2 separate regions of the Mus musculus genome follow, and region 1 is linked to region 2. Evidence: chromatin loops called from intact Hi-C (ENCODE). Cell type or tissue: left cerebral cortex. All regions are shown on one strand. Links, peaks and the distances in the headings refer to the core of each region. The heading gives the core; the rest is flanking DNA.

Region 1 (6,532 bases), core at 1,072-6,071, 86 kb before region 2:
ATTTGTACTTTTTTTAGAGTACAAAGATGAGAAAAACACCTTTCACTGTAAAAATCACTTTCCCTAATCTGAATCTTCCTTTTCAAAGGTTTTTTTTTTTCCCCTTAATGTTTTTAGTCTTTGGTTAACTAAGGAAAAAAATAAATTAGATGCCATAGGAAGTACCCTACAGTCATTTTGATCTTGTATCCATCAGTTAAATGTAATGGGGCCTATGCCTCAAGTATACATTTATTTTATTCCACAATTACATGGACTCGCCGTTATAAGTACAAATGTCTAAAACATATGCACAAATTGCTAGTTGAGAGAATAAAATGCTTATAAATAAAAATAAAACCCCAAATGAAATCTCCTTTCCTTTTCTGTGAACTCTCCTCTCATTAAGGCCCAGCATTAAAAACAGTGTTTGCTGCTCAGGTGCCACACAGTTCCCTGAACGGGTCACATTAATAAATACCATGTGCGTATAGGGATTGTTTTACAGGGCTGTTTTAAAGTCAGACAAACAGCCTTCAGGGGGAAAGGTCACTTTCCGATGACTAAAATTAGATTCACCGAGGCAGAGGAAGGAAAAGATTATGCAGCTGTCCCTTTTCCTTGGGGAAGGCCTGCCTGTAGGAAAGATGTTTCATTAAGAACCCGGCTTATTCAATAACCACAGTAAAACCAAACTAAATAGAGAACACATCACAGTACTTAGGGGGAAAAGCGGAGGTCTCGGCCATGAATGAGGGGTGTGTGCTTAGCCCACCACTCCCCTGCTCCGCAGTGGTCACTGCTGAGTCTCTGCTGAGGAACCACAGAGGCCTGAGAGACGACAGCACACTCTGCTCTTGCACGTGACTCAGGTTTGGCTTCTGGCACCCACAGGGCAGTTCACGACTTCCTGTAAATCCCATTCTTGGGGATCCGACAGTCTCTCTCTCTCTCTGGTCTTCTCGGACCCCAGGCTCATATGTGGCACGCACACACACACACACACACACACACACACACACACACACACACATCTGTACAGGCAAACACAGAAAAGTAAGTCTTTAGAAGAAGGAGGGGAAGGAGGGAGGAGTGAAGGGGGAAGGAGGAAGAGAAGGAAGAAGAAGGCAGAGGAAGAAGGAAGAGGAGGAGGAGGAGAAGGAAGAAGAGGAGGTAGAGGAGGAGGAGAAGGAAGAAGAAGACCCACCGCCACCACCGAGCATGTGTGAGAACAAGGAGGCCCTTGGCGTATGTCCACTACCCACCTCCTCCATCGTTCCCCAGCAGCCTTCTTGATCACACACACACACACACACACACACACACTCTGCAGCAAGGTCATTGAAGGGAGGTTGAGTCTTCCCTCTAGGAGCTTAGCAGCAGAAAAACACGCTCCACGAAGAGGTGCTGCCCTGGAAAAATGTCCACATCCAGTATGGACCTCCATATTCTTTAGCCAAGGCTGTGCCAGGGTAGAGGATATCCAAATGAACACTAGCAGCCGGGAGAAAGGAATTAGTGAGTATTCGGTTTAGCACACAGCCTTAGACGGGCTGCAGCTCTGTCCGGGAAGCCTTCTGTTCCCAGGCCACTGTGCACAGAATAAGGGAAGCAGTGCAGTCCCAGGACCTGGCCAGCTCAGCTTTGTCCCACAGAGGTGTTGTCCCAAGTGTCTTCCATCTAATTACAGAGAAAGATTAGGGAGGACCCCATGGAGGGAAAAAAACATAAAAGGCTGGAAGGAGAAATATTTAAAGTGAAGCCACAGCTGCGCCTCATGTTTTTTTTAAAAGGTGAATGGAAATGACTGCCTGAGATAAACTGCAATAAACAGGAGCATGGAATGCCAGCTGCCATTCCTGACAGGCTCTGCCCTCCCCACACAATTACCAAGGCAAAGCCGCCCCGACCTCCATTAACCCTCCCAGCTCGGCTCCCTGTCTCAGAGGCGTGAATATGCCTGAAGAACCAAGTTAGTCACCCAAGCCTGGGCCCTGTGTCCCATGTGTTTTCAGCTCCCCCCTGCCACCTCGGGGAAATCCTTGCCAGTTTTGGTCCTGGGGTCTCCTTTTCTTCAGAGTGAGGAATCAGAGGTTCTCAGTGTGATGCTCTCAGCTTATGGTTCTGGATCCCTTGCATTCTGTCACCCAATGGCCACACCTCAGTCAGCCATGATGGTCAGGGAATAGGCTGTTTCTAGAGTGTATAGTGAAACACTGCGCACATTAGGTTTCTTCTTGCTCAGCAAACCATAGTCACCTCCCTTTCTTGTCCTGGCCTCCTCCTTTCTCCTCTACTTTCTCTTCTTAGGAATTACATTTAGGGCTCTAGTTCTTTCTTTTGGGGGATCAGTATAGTATTTTATGAAAGCTGAAATATAATTCTCACACATCGAATTCCTTTGGTGCCAGGAGTGGTAGCACATCCCTTTAATACCAGCACTTGGGAGGCAGAGGCAGGTGGATCTCTGTGAGTTCCAGTTCAAATCCAGCCTGGTCTATATAGCAAGTTTCAGGTCAGCCAAGGCTACATAGTGAGACATTGTCAAAACAACAACAACAACAACAATCACTTTTTAAAATGACTTTTAGTATATTCACAAGCTGGTGCAAACTACTGTCTAGTTTGAGAACATTGTATTTACCCCCACACGAACCTGGGGCCATTAGAAGTCATTCTGTATCCCTGTCCAGTCAGCCTTTGGCAGCCACTTTCTGTCTTTATGGACTTACCTGTTCCAGATGTTTCTAGCATTTTCATTTTTTTTCCTTTTCTGCAGTCCCCATCTTGCCCACTCTTCCTTTTGATATCAACATCAGCTTCTATTAATAAACTATCAGCTATCATGTTCTCCCTGTCAGACCACATGGCGAGCACTTTCTACATTTACTTTGATTAAACATGAAAAATAGATATTATCTCTTCTTAAAATACAAAACACCCCGAGGCTCAAAGAGTTTCTGTAACCTGAAGTAGTGTCAGTCCCCACCTGTATCCTCAGGCCCAGCTCCTGCCCTGCCCTCTTGTCAGATTGTCTGTCTGTCTCCCACTCTCCCAGATCCTAATACATCTGGCTAGTGGGTTGAAGACACCATTTTCCTGGCAGTTGACCAGGGCCATTTCATACCTAGGCAGTGTTTTGGACTGTTGTGTTCCTGACGGTGATACCAGATGACCGTGATGGGCTTACAGGCGTCTATGCCCATACTTGTTAAAAATAGAGTTGCCAGATGACTCTGTCCAGTGTACAGAAGGCGTTGGTGTGCAGTCCTTTGAGAACTAGAAGTGAGCACAGGCTGCTCTCAACAGCTTCTCTTTGGGAACATGCTGATCAGAGGGTGGAAAGCCGACTGCATCCTGTTAGGGTTTCACTTACAGGCTTCTAGCAGTCAGGCAGGCTTGAGAGTTGCGCCTTTTCTCCCATCACCAAATTTCCTGTTCTCAGTGACAACTGAGCTAAGGCTAGGCCTTTGCTAAACACCTTAGTTCTCAGCCGTCTGGTAGCAGAGCCTTTTACAGCAGCATCTGTTTGCCTCATGGCGTGAGAAAGCAGGCAGTCAGCAACACTGCTCAAAACCACCTTCATGATTGCACTACTATAAACATCTCATCCTATGAACTAGCAGCCCAGAGCTTTTGATGTCAGCCATTCTCAGGTAAAACAGATGGACCTTCCCCCACGAATCCCCTCCTGGATAATGCGTATTGAAGGCCAGCTTTCCCAAGTAGTGGTCCTGACATTTCAAAGGCAGTTCAGGAAACCTGTGTCTGATATCTCATTATAACCTTTTTGTTAGAATGTTAGTGTAAGTGTCTAAGATGGAAAAATGTCAGAAATACTAAGTGAAAAAGAAGGTGTCTAGGTTTACTATCCATTCCGCCATACAGTGGAAAGACCCAATGCCATCAAACGTCTATATCTATCATTTAAAAGCACTTCCAAAGGAATAAAATGAATGCAAGAATTTGAAATAACCTGCACTATATAAGTATTTACGCACCTGACATTAAAAAGTATTCCATTGCCTCTCTCATAGAATACTATTTTCCTAGTTTGATCTTGTTACAAATCCATGGTTTATCACAGCAAGGAAATAAGTAAGGGATACCATCAATATACCCGAGTTTTCTTTCTACCATTTAATTTTTTTTCAAAAAAAGTCAGTGAAATTTGCCACTGAACAAATACATTTTGTATATCAGCTTCCTGATGTTTAAAAGTCTCAGCCTCGCCCACACTGGAGAGTTGCCTGCAGTTATTAGAGTCCAGCTGTCTTCCAAGCAGAGGAGAGAAATAAGTGGCCACCATTTCCTGAAGGATGCGCACATTCCCACAGGGAGCCTCAGAAGCCCAGCTGGGCTCCCTGGTGGATGCTAACGGTGACGAGCCAGGTATCGCTATGTGATAGATTGCACTGAGTCAAGAAGATCATTAATTGCTGCAAAGCAGGCATCCGCACAGGGCCAGACAATCACATGGCCCTGGCTGCAGAGGCCAGACAGGCTACATGGAACAGATGTGGGCATGGGGGAAGGGGGATTAACTCTGCTTAGAACAGCAGCATCTGGAAGCTTGTTTGGCATGCACACCCTCAGCCGCAGCCCAGCCCTCACACACAGAAGCACGGCCTGTGCTTTCACAGGCCCTCCGGGTGATGCCCATGCACATCCAAGTAAGGGAACTACTGACTCAAAGAAGTGTGCCACCTAGAGAGCACGTGTGTGTGCCTGTACTCATGCGTAGTCTCTACTTGACAAACTCATGTCTCAGCAGCTCCCGGAACCCTGACTTCCAACTGAAGACCAATAGCTCCCAAAACAATATAACCAAGAGTACTTAGGAAGGTCTTTCTCTGTGAACGCCATTTTCCTTGTTAGCCTTGTAGAAAGTGTAGTCATCTCTTAGTATCTATGGGACATTACTTCCAAGACAGACAGACACACAGAGAGACAGACAGACAGACTGAGAGACAGAGACTGAGAGACAGAGACTGAGAGACAAAGATAGACAGAGATGGAGTCAGATAGAGATAGCAAAACCTATAAATGTTCAAGTCTCCAACATAAAGTAGTGCAGAGTTTGTGTAGACTCTCATATACTTTCTTTGCCATATTTGGTACAGTATAGAGACCTTGTCATTGTGTTGCTTAGGGAACAACAAGAATGAAGTATGTATATGCTTAGTCCAGACAGATTCCCTCCAAGCCCTTCCTGTTGAGTCTCTGATCTGAAACCTCTGGATAGGGAGACCACTGCATTTACTTCATTGCTTTTGCAAGCGTGTCCTTCTGTTTGCAGTAGCATAGAAGATGGAGAAAGAGCAGTCAAGGCTTGTGGGCAGTCAGTACTCTAAACCACAGAGTCATCTCTCTAGCATCAGCAACTTCATTCCATGGCACTTCTGTACAGTTCTTATCAGTTAGGTCCTGGGATTTTTTTTTTTTTTTTTAAGCAAAGATTCTTTAAATATATGTAATCATGGGGGAGATTAAGTTCCTCTTGCTCTGACAAGCCTTTCTGGCTGGCTATGGTTGTATCATGTGCATGAGTTAGGAGGAGGAAGCCCCTAGTATTGTCCTGAACACCAGAGACTTTATAATTAGGGCTAGGGTGTTGTTTCCCCAGACAGTGTTCCTTATGCCTTACAGCTGTGTCTCCACAGAAATACTGTGTGCCGGTTAAATATACTTTGTAAGAACTACCCAATCCTTCCCTTATAAATTTCTGGGCAGGTTGTCATGTTCAATAGCAAGTAGCCCTGCTTTAGAGACACCATGGTGCTGCAAAGTAACCGGGCCCAGAAGTAAGCAGGAAGAAGCTAGCAGAGGTTGCAGGAATGATACGGTTGTATTAATATAAGGGATGGGTTTGTTCTGTGTCCTGGAAACAGTGTAGAAAGGACCCGGAGACAGGCGGATTTCAAATAGACGATGTCTACCCATGCAAGACACCCTGCTCATTTCTTTTTACCACATTTGGGTAGATCAGTTTCACCCTGGGAAAGGAGTGGTGTGTGTGTGTGTGTGTAGTCTAAGAGTCCTGTGAGATACCTGTAGCTTTCACAACACCCTTAATGGCCACTGGAAGTGATATCTGCCCAGACATAGTGTGTGGTGGTAAGGAATGCAGTCATAGCCTAGGACAAACTGCCCAAAGCTGGTTAAGCATCAATATCGAAGCACAGTTTCATCTCCACCTTGGTTTTGGACAGCTTTTCTATCTTCTGGTCGTGAGCCACTATTCCTTGGTTGCTCTTTGACTTTTTACTATCAATATAATTTTAGACATTTTGTTTTATGAGAGTGTTTCCCAAGGCTTTTTAGTAGTGGACATGGCTCTGCGGGCTACAGCACATCCGGATGGTGTCATATTGCATTAGCCTTTCTCCAAAGGCTTCATCTCCGGCTTTGGGAGTTGTGAGATCCAATTGACCTATGGATAGAATTCCTCAGAAAACGAAAGATCCCCGCTTTGCCAGTAAGGGGAATTATAGTACTTGAAACCCTTGGAATCAGACGTTCTAAAAGGAGGGCTGAGCTGTAGTGGTAATAT
Region 2 (6,532 bases), core at 916-5,915:
TCTCTGTCTTCAAACTATGCCTGTCTCTTTTGTGGCCTTAACCTATGGGCTAAAGATAGCTACCAGCCACCATAATCAGAAATACATTGTCCTAAAGGAACACCTTAGTTCCTGAAAGATCTTCCCTCCTTCCCAGAAAAGACATAAATAGTTCCCCATTTTAATTAGCCTCCTTCCTTCGCTCCCTCATTATTCCTACCTCAGCTCCCTGGAGTGAAGACACTGATTTGTAAGCAGAGTCTCCCTCATCTTCATTGTTAGGCCACTGGATGACCGTTTTTCCTCTCCTGCCACTCGCTGCCACAGGACCAAATGAACTCTCAACTCTCTTTTGGGTGCCATGGCCACAAATGATGTGTCATAAAGCTCTTCTACAACTACAAACTTCTACAGCCATTTAAAGTAGAAAATGACCACTCTGTAACCAATTGCTTCAGCCAACTGTATCCAGAGTGATAAAGAAGACAATCAAGATCCCAAGCCTCAGTGCCCAGCAAATATTTCCAGCAATGATCACTGTAGAACTAGAGCTGCTTCCCAGGCCTCTTGGCAGGGAGCTCCAGGATCACGACGGCAAAATTTCCTCGATGTTCTACTGGAGTCCCAGGAATGCCAGTGCCCAATGGCCCCAGCCTCCAAGTCTGACTAAATTTACATCTCTGGACATTTCATTTTTGTTCTCTGGAAGTCAGAGACCATTTAATCTTCTAATCATTTATATTCTTTATTTATTTTCTTTTTATTTTTTATGTGTATGGGTGTTTTTCATCTGCATGTATGTATGTGCACCACATGCTTGTCTGGTACTCGTGGAGGTCAGAAGAGGGTGTTGGCTCCACTGGAAATGGAGTTGCAGACAGTTGTGAGCTGCCATGTGGGTGCTGAAAATTGAATCTTCCCAGAGATAGCTGATGAAAAAACTAATGAACTAGAATATGGAATACACACACACACACACACACACACACACACACACACACATATATATATATATATATATCCACAGTGCAGCACAGAAACACAAAAAATTGAAATCAAGAGAAAAGGATAAAAAATATAGAAGATATATTTGAAGGTCTACCACACATTTAATCTGTGACAAAAAGAACCACATATAATGAAACACTATCTATACTGGCTAGTTTTGTGTCAACTTGACACAGGCTGGAGTTATCACAGAGAAAGGAGCTTCATTTGGGGAAATGCCTCCACGAGATCCAGCTGTAAGGCATTTTCTCAATTAGTGATCAAGGGTGGAAGGCCCCTTGTGGGTGGTGCCAACTCTGGGCTGGTAGTCTTGGTTCTATAAGACAGCAGGCTGAGCAAGCCAGGGAAAGCAAGCCAGTAAAGAGCATCCCTCCATGGCCTCTGCATCAGCTTCTGCTTCCTGACCTGCTTGAGTTCCAGTCCTGACATCCTTTGGTGATCAACAGCAGTATGGAAGTATAAGCTGAATAAATCCTTTCCTCCCCAACTTGCTTCTTGGTCATGATATTTTGTCCAGGAATAGAAACCCTGACTAAGACACTATCTGAAGAGATAATGGCTGAGAGGGTTTCAAAACTAGCCAATGATACTAATCCATGATTCAAAAACCCAAACTAGCTGCCTGTTATCTAGTACCTGTTAACCTCTTAACAAGCACAACAGAAATCATGACAAAGGATTTCAGTCTACTGATGAGGATGCCATCAATAGACTGAAAGAAGATTAGAGCCACCTCAAATTTTATACCCAACAAACATATCCTTTAAGAAAGAAGAAAAAGTAATCCATTTTTTTAAAAAACCTGAGAAATTTTCCCATCATAACATCTGTGTGAAAATGAATTCAGAAGACTATACTTTTCACAGTAGAGTCATTTCCAAGGAGAGAGCTGAGCTGTGGGAAGAGATAAGAACAAAGAAAGCAGCACGTGTTTAAAGTTAAATCAACACTGAGTTGCCTTTAATTCTAGCACATGAAGAAGAGACAGGTGTGCCATCATAAGAGTCTGAGGTCAGTCTGATTTACATAGCAAGTTCTGAGCCAACCAGAATTACATAATACAACTTTGTTTAAAAGAAAAATATCTATCTTGGTGCTTTTTAAATATATATATATATATATATATATATATATATATATATATACACACACAAACACACACACACATATATATACACATATACATGCACATACATACACACACATACATACATACACACACACACACACACACACACACACACACACATACTTGGTAGAGTGTTTGCCTTGCCCATATGAGTATGACACCTGTTTATAATCTGGACCCTATAATATTTCTTAAAATGGTTTAGTTTTTTTGAAGACACAAGCAATAACAGGCTCATTATAGAAGAACAAATAATTTTTTTAAAGAAAGGAACACACTACACACACACATACACACTTGCACACATGAAACTCAAAATCACCCTCATCCCTTCCTCAAAAACACAGAACATGGCTATGTGTGTATGACCCCAAAAGTCTGGGTTTCCCCAAGAAAGACAAGCTATACTTCTGAGGATGGAAGTGTCCCGAGCACCATATAAGAATGACCCCTGCAGGTTAGTTTTCAGGAAGCAGGTAGTTTATTAATCAAGGCCTTGCAGAGCAAGAGAAAGGACTCTGGTGGGAGTTGAGGGCCCCAGATCTCTTCTGGCTCTTGACATAAATCATTAACTTGACTTTAGCAGGTCACCTCTCCACTCTGGGTCATATTACGTTACTACCTCCATTGAACAAAGGGTTTGGAAATGAAGCCCTTTAAGGTTCCTTCCAATAAGGAAAACACATACCTTTGTGATTACTTTTAGAGTGCAACTTAGAGAATCAGTCTCAGAAAATATCTATAGACACAGCCTCTGTGGTTGAAGCTGTTTGTAACCATCAGAGAAAATGGCTCAAAATGGCCAGCACTTCTCCAGACCTGCTGCATCTATGCACAGCCCTGTTGGCAGTTTTCACAGTATATTTTTAAACAGCAGCTATTATATGGACGTCATTTCTTCATTTCTGCTTCCCAAGTTCCTCTGACACCTCTATTTCCGTTCCTGAATGCTACGGGAATAGCTTGCCTCACTTCACATGTCGGTGTGGATTAGCACAGAGGCAGAGGACGCTCATCTGAACTGGCAGAGATTAAATAATTGAGACAGACCATAAAAGCTTTTTATGCTAGTGTTCTTACATATCATCTAGGGACAACCCACTTCTGTTTAATGCCTTCCTGACCCATTTTGGGGTTCACAGAGACATGCTGGGACACTGTTCACAAGGTGTTTGTACCGACTCCTTGGCAAGCAAATGGAATATCCTTGAAAGGTGGAAGTCGCACATCCATATCGGTAAAATTCAGACTCTGGGGCTCTGTGTCTGATGTAGGAGCCGCAGTGGATGCTGGGAAATAAGCCGGCTTCTCTGTAAGAGCAGCCAGTGCTCTTAACTGCTGCACCATCTCGCCAGCCTCTTACCTCGGTGTTGCTGTTTTGCTTTTTAGTTGTTGATGTTTTTTTGTTGTTTTTGTTGTTGGTTTGGTTTGGTTTGGTTTGGTTTGGTTTGGTTTGGTTTGGTTTTTGGTTTTTCGAGACAGTGTTTCTCTGTGTCCTGGATTTCTTAAGCTTTCTTTTATTTCTTTGGTATGAGCTATGTAGAGTGTACCTTCATGCCTTCTTATTGTATCCTGGGGGTAGTAAGTAACCTTTAGGTACCTTTGCCCCCTGTAATGCCTCCCTTTCTACCCGGACTATACTTAGACCAGCTTTGGTGAATGAATCAAGTCACAAACTCTTTGGCCTTTTGTTTGCTTTTTAAATTTTGTTGTTTCCTTAGGCCAGCTATCCTTGAACTCAAAATCCTCCTCTCTCAGCCTTCACACTGGGACTCCTGGCATGAGCTAGGGTGTCCAGCTGTCCTTGGCCATTTCAAAAGTAAACAAGGTAGAAACAAATACAGAAAAGACTTAGCAGTCCCGAGTGACCTGATGCTCACCCTCTGTCTCCCCACCGCCCTGCTCCCCTCCCCCCACCCCAGTGCATTTCATTTTGGTTGGCTGATATTCTCCGAGTAAGTTGCAAATCGCCATATTTGCACAAGTCTACACTGACTTATGTTGTTAATTTGAGGGGTGCCAGTTATGGTGAGCAAATCCAAGGTTTTTAATGTGTGCTAAATCAGTGCCCGATCTCTCAGATACGCCCTTAACCCTCTAAAGAAGGCAGCCTTGTGCACACGTGCCAAGCAGTTATCTTTATAAATAGTTCATCAAGCAATTCCCGCTTATAAAATCTGTCTTTTTTTGCTATGCCCACCCAGAGCTTGTTCAGAACTCAAAGCAGGGAGTCTGTGCCTCTGTACGCATGTGATCAGATATAATTCAAATAATGCAAAAATAGTTAAGGAAGAAAGGGGAGCAAATTTAAAATAAATATTTGCAGTTTGGGGCTTCCAAGCTCTGCCATTTCCTTCGTTTCCAATCACACAATCATATTCAGCTTATTATGTAGTTCGTGTCTTGCTCTCAGCCTTCCCCCCACCCCCACCCCGTCCTTTCCCCCAAGTGTTTTTGAGTCCCTGATACCGCCCCCCGCCCCCCACGCCCCGCCCCAGGTGCAGAGGAGCCAGTGCCTGGCACCCAGTACACATGTTTGGTGGCTTTCCGTTGAGTGACTCATTGCTCAAGCAGGCACTCCAGCTGCCTTCCTTACCCTGACTCCCTCCCACCTCCTTCTGCCCAGTTCCAAACTTGAGTTTATCCAACACTCATTTTTCTCGGCTTCTGCTATTCTTAGGCTGCGGAGAGATGCTGAGGGGGAAACTCAGACTTCTGTCAAGTGGGTCTCCACGGAAGCAGACCGCCAACCCTCACACAGGCCCCGCGTTTATCTCCTGGTACCGCGACAGGATGTTGCACACAGTGATCTTCAAACTCAGCTGTGGCCACAGCCGTGACTCCGTGACAGTTACTGGCAACGTTTTGGCTGATTCTCTCCACTTCCTATGCCGTCCCTCTCCAACTTCCCTGTTCCTAAGCTGTTTCAGGTCTAAGCGAGCTTGCAGCACCTTAAGCCTCCTCCCACAATAGCTTTAAGTCACTTGCTTTTATTTTATTTTTAATGTTCATAGGTTATTTTGACAAAGCTCTTTGTAAACTTAATCATAAGGCTGTATTATATTCTGTAAATGCTAACCACATTTAAGCTTCTCTAATGAGAGACCTGCCCATACTTTGGCATTTATTTTGTTATTACAATTTTTGTCTTTTGCATTTCTGAAATTCTTTAAGGTATATTCCTGGCTTTATCGGGGTCAACGGCTCCAGAAAGTTCAGATTCTTGATAAACTTTGTCAAATTTATTTTCAGAAACAGTTTCATTATGAATTCCCTTTCATACCTTTGTCAACCTAAAAGGATTTATTTCATGTACCTGTATTTGGTTGAGCCGTCTCATATCTTTTTAACATAGTTATTAACTATAGCTTTCTTCAGTGAGTTGTCTGTTAATGATTTTTCTCATTGGCCTACTGGGGTCCTCATGTTCTTAATTACTTTGTCTGTGTTATTGATAAATTTCACTGAGTAATTTGTGTGACAAACTCTCCAGATTGGTCGTTGTGGTTCCAGGATTCTCCTGTCTCTGCCTCCCTCCACTGGGCTTGCACATAGGGGCTCCAATCTGCCTCTGTCTTTAATCTCAGATCCATGCCAAGGTCTGGAAATCTTGTATCATCTCTCATGAAAGTTAGTTTGTAAGATATTAGCATATGTTCTGCTGTGATATAAAATTTACCCCATCCATCCTGGGAATTATTTTATTTTTGGAGTTTTTAAATATTTTTATTAATTCTTTGAGAATTTTGTACAATATATTTTGGTCATATTCACCCCCTCCTCCTAGATGCACCTCCCCTCCTCTACTTTTTAACTGTTGAGTCTAGTTTGTGTAGTCCCTTGGTAGTGGCCTGCCTAGAGTGGGGTTGACCTGTGGGGGGCCACAGCCTTAAAAATCAACAGAGTCTTTCTCTCCCTGCAACTGTCAGAGGTCAACACCTCTCTCCCTAGTGCCGAGACTCTGTGCCCCTCTCCCCTCCCCCAACTCCATGCCAGGGATTTTGTTCCTGAGCAGTTTTGATTACAGGTCTGCACCCCTGGACTTGTTTGACCTACCTAAATAATACTTTGAAAGCATATCCCTTCGATCATTATAAAATTCTTAAAATACAAAATGAAATCTGCAGAAAGTCAGAGAGTCCAGAGGCAGTCGAGGGAATGGCATGTTGGTGACTTTGCTTTCAGTACACCCACAGCACTCCACCTTTACCCATGCTACCTCACTCACAGTAACTGCCACTCCCACCTACCCCACTGACTCTTCCTCCCCACCCCCACCCCACCTCTACCAACCATTCCCGTAGCCACCCAAGCTATCAGGAGTAATGTAGCCACTACCCTAATGGCTCTCCACTCTCCACCTTTTTTTTTTTTCAGTTGTGCCTTTATTGACTTAGTGCATCAGAGTGTACAGGT

What was found. A loop is a pair of places that touch in the nucleus more often than their neighbours do. Peaks named below come from ENCODE experiments on the same cell type or tissue, not always from the same donor. Only the 100,000 strongest peaks of a DNase experiment are listed, where the experiment ranks them.
Region 1: a loop joins it to region 2, with 2.2 times the contacts of the local background. A loop is called at or near these places in 3 of 42 quality-filtered maps.

The regions. Positions count from the first base shown.
Region 1 is chr3:68,586,170-68,592,701 of GRCm38, forward strand. The region is part of intron 5 of Iqschfp (Iqcj and Schip1 fusion protein); the gene reads left to right. The region is part of intron 2 of Schip1 (schwannomin interacting protein 1); the gene reads left to right. Among named protein-coding and RNA genes, the nearest start is that of Gm22073, 42 kb to the left of the region's middle. In left cerebral cortex, for the core only: no CTCF peak of the experiment used is centred there; DNase peaks (open chromatin) are centred at 1,250 and 3,243; H3K27ac peaks cover 2,179 bases.
Region 2 is chr3:68,672,281-68,678,812 of GRCm38, forward strand. No RefSeq gene overlaps it. Among named protein-coding and RNA genes, the nearest start is that of Il12a, 16 kb to the right of the region's middle. In left cerebral cortex, for the core only: no CTCF peak of the experiment used is centred there; DNase peaks (open chromatin) are centred at 3,078, 3,335, 4,290 and 4,774; H3K4me3 peaks cover 329 bases; H3K27ac peaks cover 3,067 bases.